Linked DNA regions of Homo sapiens: region 1 is linked to region 2. A link is a contact called in ENCODE Hi-C data. All regions are on one chromosome and are shown on one strand. The core of a region is the stretch at or near the end of the contact, and the rest is flanking DNA. Distances in the headings are between cores, read along the strand shown.

Region 1 (4,363 bases), core at 1,450-3,949, 400 kb after region 2:
TGATGTGTAATCTGCTGCTAAGTGATGTCTCCTTCCCATACAAACTATATTGATTATCCTGCAGCCACTTTCAGATTCAGCACTAGCTTATATTGGAACTTCACTCATTTGTCAACGGGTGTGAGTGACTTTGTTTACTTGGATAATAGTTTTCAAATATGGGAAAAATATTATCTCAATCTTTGCACTATTCACAATGCAAGGGCTATAGACATAGCACAATTTAAGTTTAATCTACATTATTAACCTCCCTTTTCTGAAGTCTAACGAACAAAACAATAAACCAAGCCCTTGTTTGTAGGGTTTTCCAATTTCCATGGTGTAAATTCTCCCTCTGTGGACAATTGGAAGCTACCAACATGACATCCCTACATGCAGAGTTGGGAAGGAACATGCAGTAGCCACCAGGATAGAGGGTTTCCACCACTCAGAACTACAGGCGTGCCTCGCCTATTTAGGTAACAGCAAAATGTAATAGAGTGGTGCATTTTGAGTATTAATTACCTTTGTATAATAACATAAGTTATTAAATTATATGTTTATATAATTTAATTTTAGTTTTAATGGCACAGAAGTATCTTTCTTCTTTCTGGATCAACCACATAGAATTTCAATTCTACTGTGAATATTATCTTTGAAATCACAATATTGTCAATGCTATATATTTGCTTTCTAGTTTTTAGAGTTGACCTATAAACAAAGCAAGTAAGACACTTTTAGTTAGCTAATACAAATATTTTAAACCATGATGATATAAAAATAATAATATAGAAAACAAAAGATGGGGAGGAGCAAGGGAGGAAGAATAACTACATCAGTACAGATTGAATGTCCTTTATCCAAAACGCTTGGGTTTGTAACACAAAGGATAAATGCTTGAGGGGATGGGTACCCCATTCTCCATGATGTGATTATTTCACATTGCATTCCTGTATCAAAACATCTCGTGTACCCCATAAGTATATATACCTACTATGTACACCCAAAAATTAAAAACAAAGAAAATTAAACAAAACAAAATGCTTGGAACGAGAAATGTTTTGGATTTTTGATTGTTTTAGATTTGGGGATATTTGCACCATGCTTACTGGTTGAGCATCCCTAATCTGAGAATCTGAAATCTGACACAGCCCAATGAGCTTTTCATGTGAATATTATCTCAGGGCTCAAAAAGTTTCAGATTTTGGAGCATTTCAGATTTTCATTTTGGATTAGGGATACTCAACCTCTATTCTTGTCTTTCATAGTTGTGAATGCCATCTTAATTTGATACATAAAAAAGTGAATATACTATTTAAGGTCATGAAGGAAATTATTGAAAGGTATGTAAAATATAATGAACAGAGTTGAAAAGGCAACATTTAGAAGGATAAAATAAAAATATAATTACAAATCAGGAGTAGAAGAGAGTAAGAAGGAGATAGTGTAAGCACTCTAATTTTCTTATTTTTTATGTCTGAAGGCCCAAAGATATTGTCAAAAATTCATAAATCCTAAAGAAGTTTATTAGTTGAAGTTATAATGAAGATCAGAATATCTAAAAACAACTACTCTTGGTGATTATTTGGGCAAATGGAAAATGGTCAGGGGCAAAAGGGAAACTTCTTTTTATGTTCTTATAAACTGACTTTTGTTTTCCAGGTGCAAGTATTATTTTATAAGTAAAAAGAAACCAATATCTACTATTAAAAATGCAACTTCTGCTTCCTCCAGCCTGGACCTTATTTACTTTGCAGTAATCCCTTTTACAGTATATTTTGATTTCCACTATATGTAGAAACATCCCAGAAGGCCTGAAGTCACACTTAATTCCTGTGTCCAGTTCTCATGGCCCTTCACCTTCCCCTCCACCAGCGGGGGGTGGGGGTGGGGTGGGGGGGTTGGGGGGGGAGCAGAATTCTCCTGTTACACTGGAGAGCTGCCACATTTTGTGCCTGTCTACATCACAGTAATTCACAAAGTGCTAAACATTGCACTTTGCCATATGGTACATTCTTATTTTTCAATTCTCATTACCTCACATGTATAAACAAACAAACAAACAAAAAAGGCTTCAGGAAGTTCAGTGCCCTGCTCAGAGTCCTGCAGTTTAGTGGCTTACACTGGCAGGTTCCTTCTCTCCTGCAGCAGAGAATCAAGACAGAGAATCCAATATCCCCAGTGTATCCTCCCCCAGAAAATGTGGTGTTCCCCCGACAAAAAGAAGTCAATGTCTAATGTTCCCATCTTGTCTCATAATCCCTTTCAAAAAGGAGGAATTGCTGTCTGAGAGGGTATTTTGTTCCCCAGTGACTGAGGGCAGGGCAGGGGCAGGGAAGGCTTCCCCTCTCTTCTGGCCCTAGAGGCCCTGTAAATGCACTGTGCAGTCACTGACGTGCCCTCAGGCAGGGCCCTGGCGGGAAGGGGGCTGTTCCAGGTCTACCAGCTTCACACCCTTATTCTATTGAATTCTCATGAAAACAAAATCTGTGAAACAGCTGTGATCTTCATTTTCTGATGAGGGAACAGAGCCTCCGTGCCCCCGAGATCACTGGTATGACTCCAAAGATTTTCCCTCTTGCCCCCGCTCCAGCAACGGGTGGCGGGACCAGGACCTGTCCCTTCCGCCTGGGAACGGTGCCCTGGGGCAGGGTCCCCAAGGCTCCTCTCCACCGTGGAGGCTGAGGCCAAGCCCACGGCACAGGGCACAGGCTCTGGCGGGGCGTGTTCGAGGTTGGGCGTCAGCGGAGGCCGCAGGGGCTCGGGCGAGGCAGCCACTGGAGCGCGGAGCCGGCCCCACCTGCAGGGCCCGGGCTTCCCCTCTGACAAAAGCTGCTGTCGGGAGGGGCTGTAAAGCAGCAGAGAAGACCAGGCGAGGGATCTGCACCAGAGGAAGGGAGGCAGGCCTTTCCTGTATTTATCTCTGCAGGAGCCGGGAGGGAAGCTCCTCCACGGAAAAGTGTCAAACCTTGCCCAAGCTCGCAGGTCCACGAGCGAAGCCCCCACCCCCTCTTCCCGCGCTGCTCCCAGGGGGCTGCCAACCTCGACCTCACGCAGCACTCTGTCCCCACCAGCCCCAGCCTCCCAGGCCCAGAGAGCGTGGCCCATAGTCCCCTTGGCGTCTTCTCACTCAGCGTGCCCCCTCCTGTGTGTCCCTGGGCAGTCTCTCAATGACCCGCTGTAAGGGGCCCTCTTAGGGGCAGGAGCGTCTGGCTCCTGTCCCTGGCTGAGACCCGTCTAGGCTGCCCCGCGCAGGGCCTCTCCCAGGTGCCTCCCTGGTTGTGGCGGGAACAGCCAGGTTTGTTCACTGGGAGCTGGAGTCCTGGCCTTGGGCGATTGCTCTGACTAGGGGGCTGACCCCCACTGACCCAGTCACCTGATCACCATCACCGGCCAGATCCCACCCCACGGCACTTGGGTGGTGCAGGTGTTCACTGGGCCAAACTGAGGTGCATGAGCAGAAAGCATCTCTCTCCGCAGGGCTGGGGTGGATGCCAACACTGGCCCCTGGGGTTGTTGGTGAGAAACCTCGATCAGCAAGAGGCCAGGGAGTGCTGGAGGCTGCTCTGGGGCTTCCGCCCGCTGGCCGCTGAGGTGAGATATTCAAATATCGGTGGGCGGGTTTTTCCCAGGTTAATCCTCTCTTAACTGACTGCACAGCCCAGAGGGAAATAGAAGAATCTCCAGGCCACCTTCAGAAATGAAGATGGATTCCTCGCAGAGTGCTAGCAGGAAGATACCTGATGGGCCGTCTAGTTCAACAGATTCCTCCCCATTCCACAGACAGCCCAGAGAGGAGAGGCACAAAGGATAATAATGACAAAGAATAGACATGACTGTGATCCAGCAGCTACATTTGCCGTGTGCCCACTTGCGTGCCAGGCTTTGGGCCAGCTGCTCTGTGCACTTGCTTTTCATGATTCTGCCAGGTATGGATCGATGTACCCACTTTACAGATGATAAAACCGAACTCCAAGGAGAGAATGATATGAACAGAAGCTATCTCAGAGCTGGAGGCTTGGTTATGCTCCTTACTCACCCCACCACATTGAATCCCTCAACAAGCTGTCAGCAGCGACGTCATTAGTTTCATTTCACAGATACACCTCTGAAATGAACTCGTGTTTTACTTTGGTCTCCCCTGGTTTTCCAGGCCTCCAAGCAGCCTCTGGGGCCACCTTCCCTGCTGGCCAGCTGTGTCCTTTCCTGCTGGAACCACCCAGACCCAGGCTCCCCATGCTCATCAGCCTTGAGCCTAGCATCTCCTTGGGACTGACCTGCTGGGTGGCCACTCCCCCAGAGCCACCTACTCACTATTACCTGCTAGATGCCTTGTAAATTCTCTTTATTTATTTATCTTTGGGGGTTTGTATGATTTTGTTTG
Region 2 (4,907 bases), core at 1,444-3,943:
AAAACTGGGGTTTCAGACCAGAAATGACTTCACTAATGGAGCTGCAGGTAGCATTGTCCTGGGCTGCACACCGCAGCCCTTGCTATTCCTGAGCAGTTGAATTCATAGTCATCTATTCATGGTGTTCTTTTTAATAAGTCCAACATTTTGGTGAGTGACAGCTTCATCCCCAGAGAGAAGGAAGTATTCTTCCTAATTCTTCCTTCGTGCCCCCTTCATTTGCACCCATGAGTCATTTTCTCACCACTCTGTATTCTGCTCCTTAAACCTTTCTTGGATTCTGTGATATGCTGAAGAAGGCTCCTACTGGCCTGTGAGAGCCAATTGTTAAATTTCCAGAAATTTTGTAAGCTGGTCATTAAACACAGCCATTACCAAAAAGTATTATAAAAATCTCCAATTAAATAAGTTATATTAACAATATGTTGAAACTCACCATTTCCAAATTATTTTACTGCATTTTACTGTTGTCTGTGCTTTGGAACTTATTTAAATGAAATACATTTCTATGATGGAAATACTGTGTAATGGTGTGCTGGTGCACAGCCCTTCCACCTTTGTGTTCAGCGATATCACATTGGGAGCTTGTGATTGGCCATGGTGGTAGTATTTATACCACAAAAATTGGCAAAAGCTACAAATTAGGGCTTGGTTTGCTGTTTTTTCATTCCCTAAGAAAACTAAGAAAGTGATGGAGAAAATGTTCATGCAGATTAAACCTAAAAGTGTGTCGCGTCCATAGTTGTTACATTGTGAATAACACAAAAATTGGGAAAACACTCTTCCAAATTCAAAAACTATGATCTGATCCAGCAGTCACTCATGTCATTGACAGATGAGTGAAGTTAAGACAATCATCTTCATTGTTTCACTTTCTTCTTACTTGTCAATGTAAACAAAAATATCAACCAACATTCATATTGGAACTACATTCAGTGGTCAATTGCAAACAGGCTGACCAAGGGTATAAGAGTTCAGCAAAAATCAACAAATGCATGCTGTGAGAATCAAATGGCTATATAGAATTTGTAATAAAGAGTATTTTATATTTTATTACTTGTAAATTGTGCAATATACATCCTTCATATCAGTAAAATTTATAATGAACTTATTAGATGCATATGTATTTGTTTTTGCTCACAGTGCTGGCAGCACCAGCTTGGAGACCTCCCCTTCTCTACATTCCACTGTTGTTTTCTTAGGTTAGGCCATCTGTCATCATTCCAGGTTTCATCCTCTCCAATCCCACACCCATATTGCTACTAGATTAATCTTCTTAATATTAAATGCAGACACGACACATCCTTCATTAAAACTACCAGTGCCTATCTGGGACCTTCTGAGTGAACTCTGGGCCATAGAAGGCCTTCCTTGCTCTCCCCTGTTCACCTCTGCAGCCTCCTTTCTTATCAGATTCCCCTGTTCCCACTTTACTAAAGTTAGGCCAAACTGCCTGCTGTTCCCAGAGCATGCTTTACTTATTCATGCCACTGGGCCTTTGCATGTGCTTTTCTCTGCTTGGGATGCCTTTTCCAATCCCCCTGCTCCCAACTCCTGCTAGTGTTCGCTTAGCATTAAAGCCATGCTCAAGCAACACCTCTCCCAGGAGCCCGTGCCACCTCCATTTCGGCACTTGCTATCACCGCCAGTTTTCATGCAGGTCCAGCATTCTGCCCCCCGACCCCCACTGTCCTACAACCTGGAAGATCCTCTGGGCTGGGGGAGACATCCCCAGCATTTGGCATGTGGCCCCAGGAGATACCAAGTAAGTTCTCGTTGAATTAATGAACTACTTAATTGGTTTCAGCTACAGCCTATAGCAAATCACAGGATTTAGCCAGGAGAAATAGACACGACTCATCTCTGAACTCAATTGTTGCTTTAAAAAAAAAAAAAAGTTGTTTACACTGTTGAAAACCTCAACTGAGTTTTTTCTTTCCTTTAAGCATACAAATAAAGCCAGGTGAATCATTTCTTTTCCATTGTTTTCTGGAAGTCAGCTAGGCATACCCTGAGTCTTCTTACTTTAAACCACTGATACTCTTTAAGCAATAACCAAAACACTTGCTTCTGAAAGATAGTGACAGCCATGATTTACTGGGCTACTCAAATGCTCCAAGTATGTTCTAAGTGCCTTACGCGTGTCACCCCATGAATCCTCAGCAACATCGTAACGCATGGGGCATTATTATCCCCATTTTACAGGTAAGAAAAACGAGTCTTAGGAAAGTTAAAAGAGTCATTTGAATTTGCACAGATGCTGAATAGCAAAGCAGTGATTCAAACAAGGGGTGGTCTGATTCTAAAGTCCATGTTTTCTCTTCTGAGCCCATTCTTTATTGCTAAAAAACAAATACAATGTCTATCAGGCTTAGCCAATGGCCTGGAACAAATAATACTCCAAATAATACCACAAAGGGCACTGACACAGGTCCTTGCCCAGCTGTGTTCTTCTTATTCCGGATACCTAGACCCAGTAAGAAGTTTGCCCTTTCCCTGACCAGATTTATAGGAGAAAACTGAATGATGCCAAGGAATACCTGCGTCCTTCGTTAAAGGCTGCATCCAAAAGTCTCCGTGACCAGGTCTAGGCCTTCATCATGGGACAACTTTCCAACAAGGAGCAGGGGTCTCTTGCAAGTCTGTCCGCGGAGCTCCCTGCCACCAGCACTGTTGCCGCTGTCTTTGTTTACTGCTTGTCACTAAGCACTTGCTGCCCAGCGAGTGAGTCAACAAGGCCCCTTCCCTTTCCTGCCACCACTCTCATTCCCTGGGTCCTGCGCAGTCTCTGGCCTGTTAGCAGGCACTGCCACCCCAGCAGCCTGCGTCCTCAAAGCCAGTGACCCGTGAGAGAGCCAGGAAGAGCTCAAGTGGATTAGGTGCCACTGAAGGCAATGGGATTGCTGCTCAGCAGGGCTTTTACGCTGATGTCTCTTTATCTCCTGGCCCAATCAAAAGAAAGAGCTCTGCAAGGAACTGGGGGCAGCCCCAGAGCAGAGGCTTAGTGTCATCAACTCAAGAGTCCTCCATGCCCTTTCATAGTGTCAGACATTGGACCTGCAACCAACAGGACAGGGAACCATGTGAAAGCAGCAGGAGGAAATGATAACCTGGATCTGTCTGTGAGAAAGCAAGAAAAATGTGGTTAGAGAAAGGGGGAAAGGAATTCTTACTCTTTCTGGTGCTTGGATTCAGAAAGGAACCAGCAGAGATGGGGAACAGCAAGAAGTAGATCATAGCTCTGTAGTAGAAGGGGCAAAAGAACAGATCTCTCAAGCCCTTTAAATCAATAGCAGTGTCAAAACTGAGACGTATTTATTTAAAAAGAAAACATGAGTTTTTGCCTGACTACAGAATAAAATACTAAAATTTGAGGCCGGGCACAGTGGCTCATGCCTGTAATCCCAGCACTTTGGGAGGCCAAGGCGGGCAGATCACGAGGTCAGGAGATCGAGACCATCCTGGCTAACATGGCAAAACCCCGTCTCTACTAAAAATACAAAAAATTAGCTGGGCCTGGAGGCGGGTGCCTGTAGTCCCAGCTACTCCGGAGGCTGAGGCAGAAGAATGGCGTGAACCTGGGAGGCGGAGCTTGCAGTGAGCCAAGATCGGGCCACTGCACTCCAGCCTGGGTGACAGAGCGAGACTCTGTCTCGAAAAAAAAATCTGATGAAACTCAGTGCTGGTGAGGGCATGGAGAATGAGTACTCTCATATGCCAATAGTGAGATTACAGATAAGTGCAACTTCTCTGCAGGGAATTTGGTAATATTCATCAAATTTGTAAATGTACATATCCTTTGTAAACCCAGCTGCTAAGAAGTAACCCCATGGACATTCTTGCAAAAGTTCACCAAAGCATCTGAGAAAGGATGCTCTTTGCAGTGTATTTTGGTAGTAGCAGAAAACTGAAAGCCACTGAAGTGCCCATCAACAGTGATTATTGTAGTTCACACACAGTAGAAAACCAGCTATGCAGCTGTGTAAAGGAAGGAAGTAGATCTGTGTGTGCTGGCATATAACAATTGCCTAGAAAATTCTTTAAGTGACAAAAGGTATGGAATAGCCTAGTATGTTTCCTTTTATTACAAATAGGTACATAAAGACCAGGTATATTTACGTATATTTATGTATACATATTCTTTATACACTGTAGTATATTAGAATATTATGTAGACATATTCTTGTGGTTCTGGAAGGAATCACAAGCAACTTAATAGTGGTTGCTAGGGGAAAGAGTTTTGGCTCATTATTTAGTCAGGAAAATTATTGTTCATTTTGGTATTTTCCCCCTATAACCTTATGTTATATTACTTGAAAAAAACTAAAAAACACAATGTTTTACATTTTTTTCTGCTTAAAGCTATCTATATTGACATTCCCTGCTAGCTAGCAAAACATTTCACAATATCTGCAACAATCTTTTACTGTTTTTTCCAAACTTGTCTTCTCATCAGATTCAGCCTTGAAGACGATAAAATGCAGATTCCCAGGCACCACCCTGAATCTGCTGAACCTGAATCTCTGGGCCCGAGCCAGAGCATCTGTATTTTCAGCAAGTGTCCAGGTAATTTTTATTTAGTAATTTTTTCAGGCTGACCACGCAACCTTTCTCCCAGAAGAAGAAAGTTGACTTCTCCAGTCATGTGGCTCGTTCACAACAGAACAAAAAGCAACACCTAAGTCATCTGCCAACAGGTAAATGCTGGTCTGCTTAAAGTCACCACCACTTTCACTTTTTCTGTTAAAAATACTAGCAGTAACCCCCTTCTATTGTTGCTCTGCTAACATTTCATTAAGTCCATTTTTTTGCATAAAAATTTTATCAATGTGTTTTTGTTTTTCAAGTTATCAAAGCTAATAGTTTCTCTCTGAGTTATCTCTGTGTCATTCCCTATATAATTTTGT

What was found. Hi-C counts contacts between places; a loop is a spot of excess contacts on that map. Pooled maps may share reads with other maps.
Region 1: a map with no recorded cell type shows a loop between it and region 2 (4-fold over the local background). The contact joins the enhancer-like site here to the promoter of FRMPD2 in region 2. A Hi-C loop is called at or near these places in 1 of 168 maps with a recorded cell type or tissue (GM12878), 6 of 37 single-sample maps with no recorded cell type and 3 of 50 pooled maps.

What each region holds. Positions count from the first base shown.
Region 1 is chr10:48,668,957-48,673,319 of GRCh38, forward strand. No RefSeq gene overlaps it. Among named protein-coding and RNA genes, the nearest start is that of WDFY4, 14 kb to the right of the region's middle. RefSeq lists an enhancer at 3,767-3,836. Within about 2 kb of position 2,700, at least 5 of the 41 ENCODE cell types and tissues checked have a DNase peak (open chromatin) inside an H3K27ac peak, as active enhancers do; they include GM12878, where a contact is called at or near this core.
Region 2 is chr10:48,272,003-48,276,909 of GRCh38, forward strand. It overlaps FRMPD2 (FERM and PDZ domain containing 2), which reads right to left and starts at 2,694. Exons shown (of 29, transcript NM_001018071.4): 1 at 2,541-2,694. The coding sequence starts at 2,565.